2 separate regions of the Mus musculus genome follow, and region 2 is linked to region 1. Evidence: chromatin loops called from intact Hi-C (ENCODE). Cell type or tissue: gastrocnemius. All regions are shown on one strand. Links, peaks and the distances in the headings refer to the core of each region. The heading gives the core; the rest is flanking DNA.

The links. Hi-C counts contacts between places; a loop is a spot of excess contacts. Peaks named below come from ENCODE experiments on the same cell type or tissue, not always from the same donor. Only the 100,000 strongest peaks of a DNase experiment are listed, where the experiment ranks them.
Region 2: a loop joins it to region 1, with 2.8 times the contacts of the local background. A loop is called at or near these places in 5 of 42 quality-filtered maps.

What each region holds. Positions count from the first base shown.
Region 1 is chr1:164,314,550-164,320,415 of GRCm38, reverse strand. The region is part of intron 3 of Nme7 (NME/NM23 family member 7); the gene reads right to left. Among named protein-coding and RNA genes, the nearest start is that of Nme7, 9.8 kb to the right of the region's middle. In gastrocnemius, for the core only: CTCF peaks have their summits at 3,533 (motif pointing left) and 4,930 (motif pointing right); DNase peaks (open chromatin) are centred at 2,967, 3,530 and 4,945.
Region 2 is chr1:165,317,973-165,323,838 of GRCm38, reverse strand. It overlaps Gpr161 (G protein-coupled receptor 161), which reads right to left. Exons shown (of 6, transcript NM_001310429.1): 5 at 4,971-5,090; 6 at 1-2,403. The coding sequence ends at 2,138. Among named protein-coding and RNA genes, the nearest start is that of Gpr161, 25 kb to the right of the region's middle. In gastrocnemius, for the core only: a CTCF peak has its summit at 3,086 (motif pointing right); DNase peaks (open chromatin) are centred at 2,153 and 3,107; H3K4me3 peaks cover 257 bases; H3K27ac peaks cover 408 bases.

The DNA.
Region 1 (5,866 bases), core at 566-5,565:
CTAAGCTCAATTCTAAGAGAAGAAATGGATTTGAGACAAAACGAAAATGCTGGATCTAAATATATGTAGCACAATAATTCTAAAGTAATTATATACTATTTATATTCAATATTCAATTACAGAATTGACTCTAGCTCAACCATATAATAGCCGAGAAAATACCAGTATGTCTGAGCTTTACAACTGTCAAGGTCATATGCATACTGGGGGTGAGTATGTTATGTCTCTCTTTAACCATCACACCACTAGGCCTGGAAATGTATGCGCTGGACATTTTCCATTCGTCCCTCCAGACCCTCAGTCAGATGCCTACAGTCAGCCCGGGACCTGGGGGCAGGGAGGAACCTTCATGAACTTCATTCACCACAGACTACTTAATGCTCCATCTTTCACATGGATTTGCTGGGAGGAGACAACGGCTGGATCAAGGAAGAACACTGGGGTGAGATGTTTACATTCCGAGCTCCCAGTCAGATTCTGTTTAGTTGCTGAGCTCCGCTGAAGCCACAGCTCCTGTCAGACACTAGCCAGTCTCTGGCAGTTCTCTTGCACCCTGATAAGCTCTCTGCTCTTGCCAGTCCCTCCTCCTGATGCCTGCAGCTCCTTGTCAGTTTCTCTATCTGCCCACACCTTTGTAATTCAGCCCTTATCCTGCTTCCTCCCCGCAGATATCCTTCCCTGTGTCCAGCTAGGATCTAGGCGCGGTGCTCCAGAAGCCCCCCTGGCTCACACTTGCCGTTCTAGAACACTTCACCGGCAAGGGGACGGGAATGGTGGTGACTTGTGGTTTTGATGTCATATTCGAGAAAGCTTTGCTTGACACAATACTGCAGAGCTGTAGACCTACGCTTCATTGTAAGAGATTTCCGATTTGAGGTTTTATATTCGGGCTTTTACTATGATCTTTTTTTTTTTTGAGCTACTCAAGGCAAGACTCTAAATTGATCCTTGTAATGCAAATATTCAGTTATCCCAGCAATAACTTGCAAATACTCCTTTTTTTCTCACTGAATGGTGCTGACATTTTTGTTAAAAACTAATTTATTGCCAAGAGTTTACCTCTGGGCTCTGAACTCCGTTCCACTCATCATGAAACCTAGCTATCCCTGGGCTGCATCACACTGTCTAAAACAGAAACTTTACACCTTTTTCATTCAGGAAAGGCAAATCTTCCAATTTCATACTTTTAAGCAATTATCTTGGCTGGGACTCAGGAGATAGCTCAGTTTGTAAAACACTTAACATGCAAGCATGAAAAGCTAAGTCTGGTGCCTAGCACACATGGAAAAGAACCGGGTATGGCGGCACATACCTGTAATTCTAGCACACGGGAGGTGGAGATGGGCAGCCAGATCTCTGAGGCTTGCTAGCCAACCAACCCAGCCTTTCAGTGAATTCCAGGTTCAGTGAAAGACACGAACTCAGAAGGTAAGATGGGAAATAAATAGGCAGACACCCAGTGTTGACCTCTGGCCTCTTCGCTTCCACTCATGCACACACATACACACCGCCTCGGCTAACTTCAGTACTTCATGTTACCATCTCAAAGGCAGAATGGGCTTGTCAGTTTCTGCAAAATTAGCCTCTGGGAGTTTACCAGGGATTGTGTTCAGTCTATTTACCCCATTGGAAAATCAAGTCTTCTAGTACACGAGTATGAAGTGTCTCCATTCAAGCAAAGCCTGTGAGATCTGTCTGTCTGCGATGGCCTCCCATGACGCTCACTCTTGCGGACTTTGCCCTAGGCACATAATCCTTTGTATGCACCCAAGAGCCTTCCCACCGCTGCTCCTACCTACTTCCTGGGATGTTTCCCTCCAATATCTCATGGCTCACTCCTTCTCCTCCCCAACCCTGCTCCACTTTCATCTTCTTCTCTATGAGAGAGACCTTGGCCACCTCCTTGAAGTTCTATCCACCACCAGGAGGGCTCACTGCTCACAACAGCCAGCCATTCTCCCTGTAGCACTTACTGTCTTCATGCAACAGACGTTGACTGCAGAGTTCCTTCCCCTGCTAAAATGTCTGTTTGGCTCAAGACTGCATCTGAAAGGACTACATGTATAATGTATGTATAGTATAGTATATTGCAGTATGTAGAAAATGCAACACAATACTTTTTGAGTAAATATATGAAGAACTTTGAAAAGCAGTATGTATCCACCGGTAGGCACAAAGGGAAAGGTAGGCATTCTTAAAAGTTGAATTTATTTCTTTCATTTGCTTAATAAAAAATTAATGACTTCTCTTTGTCAGACACTACAACAGTCACTTAGAATATTCAAAATGGACAGAGCTCTATTAATATAGACCATACCTATTCATTTCCTATCTCTCTTCATACTTTGCATAGAATGTAAAAACAAACAATACAATACTTGTCATGATAAATGCTCTAAGGAAAGGGAATAAGTATACGTGATAAATTTTAGGTAAAAGAGGTAAGGAACCGGCCTCCAACTAGGAGAGACAGTTAAGGTCTCCCTCTAAGACAATACCAGGACAAGGAGAAGCCAGTCATGTAGAGACCTAGGAGAAAAATATTCCAGGGAGATAAAAAGTATAGAGTTATGATGGGGAAGATGGAGTTCAAGAAACAAAAAGGCACCACAACCTGAAGCTGGCGTAGGAAGCTGGTGTAGGAAGCTGGCGTAGGAGGCGTGGATACACTGGGAAGGGCTCCTGTCTCCACTGTGGTGCTTAAACTGACCTCCGCACTTTTAGCAAGTTCAACCCTTCCTAGACTACTCTATTCATTTTTCTCTCTAGGAGTTGACAGCATAGATAAGCAGTGTCACTGACAAACGGGGCTAACGTCTGTGCACATAGAGAAGGCTGTGCTCGTCTCAGAGCACTGTTTCCATTGGCTAGGAAATGTGTGCCACACGAGGGCACCTGTAGCTCATCCCGAACCCTGCCCAGCCCACTGCAAGAATGAGCACAGCAAGACCCAGCCTTAGGTGCCAAATGCTGCAGAAGCCAAACACACATGTGGACTGGCATGCGCTGCAACAATCACCACGGGGCATTAGCTGCAAGTCACTCCCGACTCTGTTTGCATTTTTGTCAGGAGTGAAGGGTGTTTGAATATTCGTGACTGGAGAAGATGGTGTGTTGATGGTAAGCAGACAGGGACTGAGAGGCTATGAACACAGACATCCTTCTATAGTGAGAAAAGCCTGTGTATGCCAGCATGTGTTAATACCACGATTGCCAGAGCCTACCTGAAGACATACGTATTAGGACAGAGTTTTCTTTCATGCATTTGCCTAGATAGCCTCACACAACTCAGATATTATTTAATGTTGAATCCTTACATTTTTGGTAAGACAAACAGCATTTTCAGGTTTAATCCAACAGAAGAATTCATCGTTCACATTTTTTTAATCTTTCACTTTATGAGACATAATCAGTGGTTCTGTGCATTCCTGACTTCAACAAAGGTGGCATCTGAGTGGCTCATCAATATGAACACCAATGAAATTCAGAGGCACTGAAAAGGATGCCATCCAGTGATGGAGGAGCGCCACCTAGTGTTCACTGTGGTTACAACATGTCACCAAAGCTGAGTCACACAACCAGTTCACCAATTTAATCCTGCGATTATGAGCTAAATCATAGCAAACTTGTAAAGGGTCTAGTCAAGCAGCACCAGGTGAGTCATAAATTTTTGTAAATAATGGTATGTTTCACTCTGTCTTCTATGAACTGAAGGTTTAAAAACAAAGCTAACATGTCATTCTCTGTACAGCTACAAGAAAGCTGCAGAGTCATTCGCTAGAATTCAATAAAAGAAAACGTTAAACACCTTCACCCTACCTATGGCACTTTAGAAATTAAACAGAGCTGTAACTTAAAAAAATTAAAGTAAAAACCTCAACCTGGGCTACACTAGAGCTGCACCATCGCCTTGAGTGTTCATAAAATCAGGACATCACTACTCAAAGAGCTGCAGCCAGCTAAGTACTCAGCAGCGGGCAGACAGGAACTCCGAGGAGCACCGGGCTTCCCTCCCGTTCCAATTCCTAAGAGAAAGAGGCTGTCTTCTGGTTCTACTACAGCATCTTCATGCCAGGTCAGGCCAACAATGTCTGACCCCTCACATTACAAAGTGACTGACTTTTTTGGTCATCTCCCCAGGTTATTCTCAAGCAAGTTTGAAGCCTTGGTTTTTAGCCACTAATAAATTAATTATCAGGCTCAACCTCTACCGTCATGGAGGGTGAATAACAGATGACTCTCCTCACCTGCCCCCTCACACCTAAATCTATTATATGAGAGGAAAACAACTTAAAAATAAAGGTTCTATTAGCTACCTCAAGAATAACTTTCTTGTGGTATAAAGATTTAGTGAGAGAGAGAGAGAGAGAGAGAGAGAGAGAGAGAGAGAAAGAGAGTGTGTGTGTGTGTGTGTGTGTGTGTGTGTGTGTGTAAAATTAGTTTTCAGCTTTTAACTCCTTCCCTTCATTGAGAAGCCAGAACCAATTCAGTACGGGGTCAGCTGGGTAGACACAGGAAGTGTACACAGCCAGTGGATGACAAACAGCAAGCACGCCGCCCTGAGGCACGTCGCCTCAAAGCGTGTCTCAGCTTGCTTATCTTTAAATTTGGGGACTAGACTAGACTAGATTCGGAGATCATGAACATGTTTTTTAAAAATATCAGTCAAGTATATGAATTAGTTTCCACTAGAACCAACACACACACACACACACACACACACACACACACACACATACCACCACCACCACCATCACCACCATAACAGCAGAAGTAAAAAGCAACCTCTATGAAATGATTATTATCCTCAATATGTCCACGTATCACTACACTTTTGAGACTGTATTTCGCTTTATTTTATATATGTGGATGTTTTGCCGACATGATGTCTCTGCTGCACATGCAGTGCCTGTGGAGACCAGCAGGGGGTGTCAGATCCCACAGAGCTGGAATCAGAGATGGTTGTCAGCTGTCACGTGGGGCTAGCAAATTAACCCATGTCACCCGGAAGGGCAGCCAGTGCTCTTAACCGGCAGCCATCTATCCGGTGGTCCCCTGCTTACTGTTTTATGGGCCTACTGCTATTCACAATTTAGAGCATTAGGTGACTCTACTACGCATTAGGTGACAATCTCAGTGTCAGAATCATCGGAATTAGGAAAACCGGAAATCCCCTCCACTCCTAAAGCGTCACAATGCCACGCCACACTGGTCTAAGTTCTCCAGGTCCAGCTCCTCTTCACACCGACTACCACCCCGTTCCTCACTACGGTTTCTGTCTGACTGACCTGGCTGTACCCTGAGCTCTAACTCAACCTTCCTGATGCCACAACCCTTCTATACAGTTCCTCATGTTGTGCTGATCCCCAACCATAAAAGTATTTTCACTGCTACTTCATAACTGTACTTTTGCTACTGTCATGAATTGTACTGTAAATATTTTTGAAGACAAAGGTTTGCCAAAGGGGTTAGGACCCACAGGTTGAGAACCACTGTCCTAGCTGCCCCACCCACCCACCCTGTAATTGTTTTAATTTTTGTCCTTATAATATTATCACGTTACCTCCCCCTTCAAACTCCTCCTTCCAAACCATCCTGCATAGCACTCCCTTGTTCTCTTTCCAATTCATGACGTCTTTTAATTACTGTTACGTGTGTGTGTCCTTACGCATACACACACAACCTGCTCAGTCCATACAATGGACATGGACGATTGATTCTCTCTGACCAGCCCATTCTCCCTCGAGGGACTGGAGAGGGATTTCCCTGACTATCCAATGCCAGCCCTTCCTGTATTCCTCACTCCGCAGCCTTACAAGGTTCCTTTCTCGTGATTAGCAATGCCTGATATCATATCATGTCCTTT
Region 2 (5,866 bases), core at 285-5,284, 1.0 Mb before region 1:
TCTGCCACCACTGCTAACGCTCTACATTCCCCACAGCATCAGCGTCTGGACACCCGCGCTCTCCTTTGTGGTCAACACTGGTGCTTGGTGAGGTGCCGGCAGATCCACAGTGTTAGGCAGATGAGTAGGCTTCAAATCCTTTAAAAGGGAGGTCACATCACTTCTGGAATACTGGAGACTCCTGGGGTCAGCCAATAGGGTTCAGAGGCCTCAGCATCCTTTCCATAAAGGCTAGCCCAGGGCAGTAAGAAAAGCGCTCTCTACCCTTTGAGTCTTAAGCCAATCCATTGTACTAACTGACAACCCGCACCTAGGGAGCGTGCTCCACTTCGGTGCATACTAGGTAATTGGGAAAAGGGTCCCTCAAGACACCGGGTGAGTACTAGAAAAGGAAAACAGAATACACAGAGAAGACAGGCGCCGCAAGGAATGCAGGACCCGTCCTCCCTGCCACTCCCCTGCACCGGTGACCTGGAGTAGGTGACAAAATCAAGCACCCAAAGGCTCAAGCCAAGCCTCAGGAACCACAGGCACTGGTCACTCCAGGAACTGGGCAGCCCACAGGAAACATTTGAAAAGTAAACCACTCAATTAGCTGCCTCGTGGCAGATATGGCGAGGTCTTAGACTTCCTCTGCTCTGTGTGGTGGACAGCCCTGCTCATCGCTTCGCTTATCTAAAGCACCCAGGCTTAAGAGCAGCAGAAAAGATCATCTTACAGAACCCCCACAGCAAGCACTCAAAGCCCAAACTTGTTCTAGCTCAAAGAGCAAGAGGAGTCCAAGGCAACAAACCCCACCCACTGTCCCACATCTGCCTCAGCTGTGGCACCCTCTTCATACCCACGGCTCAGTAGTCGGCAGTTAGGACTGCCCTAGACGGCCAAACAAATAACACAAAGACAGACGTGAGGGCCAGAGCATGCAGGTGCTCTTCCTGTACTCACTGGGCACACCCTCAAAAGTATACAGATCCTAGGTCACCCACCAGTCATGTTCAGTTTGTCCCCATCTCTTAAATTGCAGATTCAGAAGCCATCAAAAGTCAGAGCTGGAATTACCTTGGAGGCTACTTGTTCCAACTCCCCACACCTTTCTTTTCTCCAAATGGCCTAGTGATGGGACAGGATGTCCCAGATGATGTGCAGACAAAAGCCAAGCTGGGTCAAGAACCCAGGCTATGAACTCGGGTCCAGTGCCCTTTCTACCTTTGTGCCAGCCCCCAAACTTGCTATGACAGTCACAATTGCCTCTGGAAAGTGAGGCCAGCTATGTTTGCCAGTCACTCTAGCATCTCCTATATCTCCCGTGTGAGGGATTTCCCCCCAAGTTCCCCTCATCTGCGTATGACCTCAAGTCCCAGGCTTAGTGATATGCCCTAACCTCCTGGTTTTATTATTCTGGAAATGAAGTGCTTGGTATTCGCCCTTGTCTTTCATAGTGGTTTCTCCCTTCTTTTCAAATAATAATAGTAATAATAAAAATCTGTCAACAAGGAAGTGGGTGGGGTGGCCACATCTTGGGTGGCCTGTGGGCTGTTTCTATTGGCCAGCAGCAGGTGCTACCCAAGAGCAAGTCCTAACTAGGGCAATAGATATGGGGTGTCTATGTGGGGTGCTCTACTCGGATGCTCTCTGGACTGTTTTTGCATTTAGTCTAGTACTTGTGGTCCCACGCTTCCTGGATCAACTACACAGAGCCCCCAGATGGTCTGACAGTGCTAGGGTGAGCCGTTCTGTCCCCATGAGGGGCACGGAGTAGGGATTGCCTCTAGAGGCCTCACTGAGACCAGGGACAGCTAAAGCAGCTGGATACCATTGAAGACAAGAGCCACATGGTGGCTTCCCTTTCACATCCACCATCTCTAGTCCTCCTGATGCCCCAGCCACATCTCCATCTGCTTCTAACGTGTGCTTTCGAAGCCTCGTTCCATCCCAGGAGCCCTGAAGCAGCCCACATGTGCTTTACAGAAGACAACTGAAGTCAGAGACTGGAGACAGTATTTTCAATCCTCCTGGCTGCATACCAGATGTTTCCTTCCCGGCGTCTGGCCCTCTCTGAGTGGTGACATGTTCCAGGGTCTTGGCACAGGCACCAGTCCCGGTAGCTCCGCTGCGGCCCCGCTCCCCTCTGAAGCTTTCATCTCTGTTCTGCAGCTAAGACATTGCCTTCTTTGATGCTCTGTAGCTGCAGCCTCTGATTCACAAGAGTTCTGCTGCCTCGACGGCCCCCAAAGCCAGCCCCTGGGACGGTCCGTGCTGTGAACAAGACCCCTGGCAGAGCCTCCTCCCCAAATAAGTTGATTTTGGCTTCAGCCTCAATGGCTTTAGCCAAGCTGGCTGCGTAACTGTCCAAGGATTTGTGTACTTCAGCTTTCACATGAAGAAGAGAGTTCTTGGCGGCCTCTGTGGGAGAAGGCAGAAAGGAAGGTTAGCGAAAAGGGATATGGTCTCTGCTGGCTTGCTACTCCAGAGAGAGCGGACAAGCGAAGATTACAGGTATGGATTTTGACATCAGAGTCCCCAGGCTAAAATCTTGGACTTCACACAATTTACATCCTGAGAAAGGCCAGACATTTTCTAGTTTAGTTTCCTTGACTCTAAAGAGAAAAGATTCACACGGTTACTGTGAATGAGTAAATTCTACCCTAAATGTTTTAGCTTTTACGTCTTCAATAGAATTTTCCTCTTGTAGCTCCTGGGTTCAACAGCCTAGGCTGTAAGCTTGCACAGACTCAAAGGCCATGTCTCCTCTCCATTTCCCTCAGAGGCTCCTTCACTGTAGAAAGCCTCACATTTAGAAGCGATGTCAACAATTCCACCATCCTGGGAAGGATTAGGAGCCGTGACACTACACTGAATGGAAAAGAGGGACAGAGGTGGCGCCTAATGACCAAACCTGAGCACTGGGTCACAGACCGTACTGCCTAAGCTCTCGGGGTCTCTAGGGGACCTTCTCCCCTTATGTTTTCTGGAGAACAGGCAGTTTGTGCCCCACTCTCCAGGAAGGAAGTGGAGACCTTAGCAGCACTAGTTTGCTCCCTACACAGCATAACTGTCATCCCCTGCTCTAGCACCTTGCTCTCAGCACCCAACCAGCAGAGGGCGCTTCCAGCCCACCCGTAGGACACAAAGGGGCAGGCTGGGATCGGCGTGAGAGGTCTGGGAAGGAGATGGACTTGTTGTCCAGTAGAAGGGGAATGTAAACTCTCAAAGCTGCTGGCTAGCTCTGTATTGAATCTGCTTTGCCAGAAAAGTAGATACTTACTTACCATCCTCTCTGAGCTCCTCTCCCACCTCTCCCCTCACGCTGCAAGGGAGTGGAGCAGGGCAGAGGGAGGCTCATTTGCATACTCAGCATTTACACCTTAGAGCCCCTGGCTCCAGCAGACTCAAGGTTCCTTATACCAGTGGCTATTCTCACTTGGAGACAGGAGAAAAAGAGACTCCTTCCTACACAGGAGTGGCTCCCCTTGGCTTGTCTGGAGTGGAAACTAGCCCCAGGTCCCTAAGCATCCAGGATGCTCTGTGTTAACAGATAAGCAGGAAAGCCCAGTCAGTGGGCTCCGGTCCCTGCAGGTTCCAGGGCCATTCATCAGGATGGCAGCTTGGCCTGCACTCACAGGGCCATATTTCCACTGTCCGTCAGAGGGGACGGGCTAAGAGGACAGGATCAGATTTATAACTGGATACTATCCATAAAGGGGAGCAACTACTGTGGACTAGGGGGCACGGAAACTATTTCATCCAGTCAGGCTAGTTCCTGAGAAAGCTGGGAATTGTTTTGAGTTCTCTCTCTGTCTCCCTGTCACTGTCTCTGTGTGTATCTGTGTGTGTGTTTGTCTGCATGTGTGTGTCCATAACTGTGTGTGTGCCTGTGTATGTATGTGTGTGTAGGTATGTCCTTGCTGTGTGTTCATGGAATCTGCTCTTTATGTGTGTGTCTATGTGTGAGTTTGTGTGTGTGTACACGTGTATGTGTATTTGTGACTGTGTCTATGTGTATGTGTGTATATGCATATGTGACTGTGTGTGTACTGGCTAGTTTTGTGTCATCTTGACACAGGCTGGAGTTATCACAGAGAAAGGAGCTTCAATTGGGGAACTGCCTCCACGAGATCCAGCTGTAAAGCATTTTCTCAATTAGTGATCAAGCAGGGAGGTCCCCTTGTAGGTAGTGCCATCTCTGGGCTGGTAGTCTTGTGTTCTATAAGAAAGCAGTCTGAGCAAGCCAGGGGAAGCAAGCCAGTAAGGAGCATCCCTCCATGGCCTCTGCATCAGCTCCTGCTTCCTGACCTGCTTGAGTTCCAGTCCCGACTTCCATTAGTGATGAATAGCAATGTGGAAATGTAAGCTGAATAAACCCTTTCCTCCCCAACTGCTTCTTGGTTATGATGTTTGTGCAGGAATAGAAACCCTAAGACAGTGTGTCTGAGTGTGTTTGTGTGTGAGACTGTGTGTCTATGTGTGTGAGTGTGTGACTACATGTATGTGTCTGTGCGTGTATATATGTATGCGACTGTGCATGGTTGTGTGTATATGTCTCTGTGTGTATCTGTGTATGTATGTGTGCAATGTGTCTGTGCTGTGTGTGTGTTCATGGTATCTGCTGTGAGTGTATCTGTGTGTGTTTGTGTATGTGTACCTGTGTATGTGACTGTGTGTGTTTGTATGTGTCTGTATGTGTGACTGTATACGTGTGTACGTGTGTGTGTGTGTGTGTGTGTGTCTGTATGTGTGACTGTATACGTGTGTACGTGTGTGTGTGTGTGTGTGTGTGTGTGTGTCTACAGCTGCATTTGTCCCACCTTGGATGCTGCTTGCTATGAGTCAGATGCCTCAAGTATCCCTAGTGGGGCTGCAGTGATGGGAAGGAGGCAGAGGCGATGAAGTCTTGGCACGTTCTGTGGTAAGAATGAGGCTAGGATCCCCTCCTTGCCCACGTGTCTACTGAGACACTCCCATAAGCCAACCTTTGATCTGTTCCACTTCGTCCTCAAATGTCACGGAGCTCCTCCTCTTGGGTGGGCAAGTGCAGTGCTGGGGAGGGTTGTCCTCAGAAGTGCCATCTTCCAACAGCATCACATCCGTCCCTAAGGCAGGCAGAGGATGCACATGTATCTACAGCACCAAGGCCTCTTCTTCCCTCTGTCATAACTGATGACCCTGGCCCCGAGCCTTCAATACCAAAAGCATGTCCAGCTGCCTGTCCTGAAGCAGATGCCCTACAAACAGCGTGGCTGTGTCATCCATCCCTGGGTTTCACAGACGGGAGGAGCTGCCACACCATCGGCTGACCAGATAATCTAGTGGACAGCACCTGAGGAGCAGCACCCAAGTCACCCGAGGTTGTCCCTCCTGCACACAACCACCTCTGCCTTGGCTTCTGTTTCCTGTTACCTTAGGGCACATGTGTCCAGGAACCCTTGGTAGGATAGGGATAGGACTTGTAGCCGGCACCTAGATGAGGCCATCAGTCAGAAGAAATCCTGTCTTCCCTGAGGCTGTCCTCTCCTCTGGTACCCAGAGGGCTGCACATTGTATGGTGTCTTAGGAACCTTGGGTCATGAGGTTCCTTCAACCTGTGTCCCTCTTCTGTGGTCGGAGGGAAAGGCCGGTCTCTGCCATTCCCCAGTCGGCTTCCCCAGAATAAGACAGTAGAGTTCCAGTCTCTGACATCTGTCCACTAAGCCTTGCCTTGCCCAGAGCCAGGGCTTGGTTCTGATTTCACTAACAGGAGAGATATCTCCTACCCTAGAGATGACTTTTCCAAAGCTCCCAGTGAGCTTTGGAATGAAGGCTCAGCTCTTAAAGGCTCACGACCAAAAAGACAAAAGTTCCCAGGGGTGTGGAAACAGAAGAGCTTGGA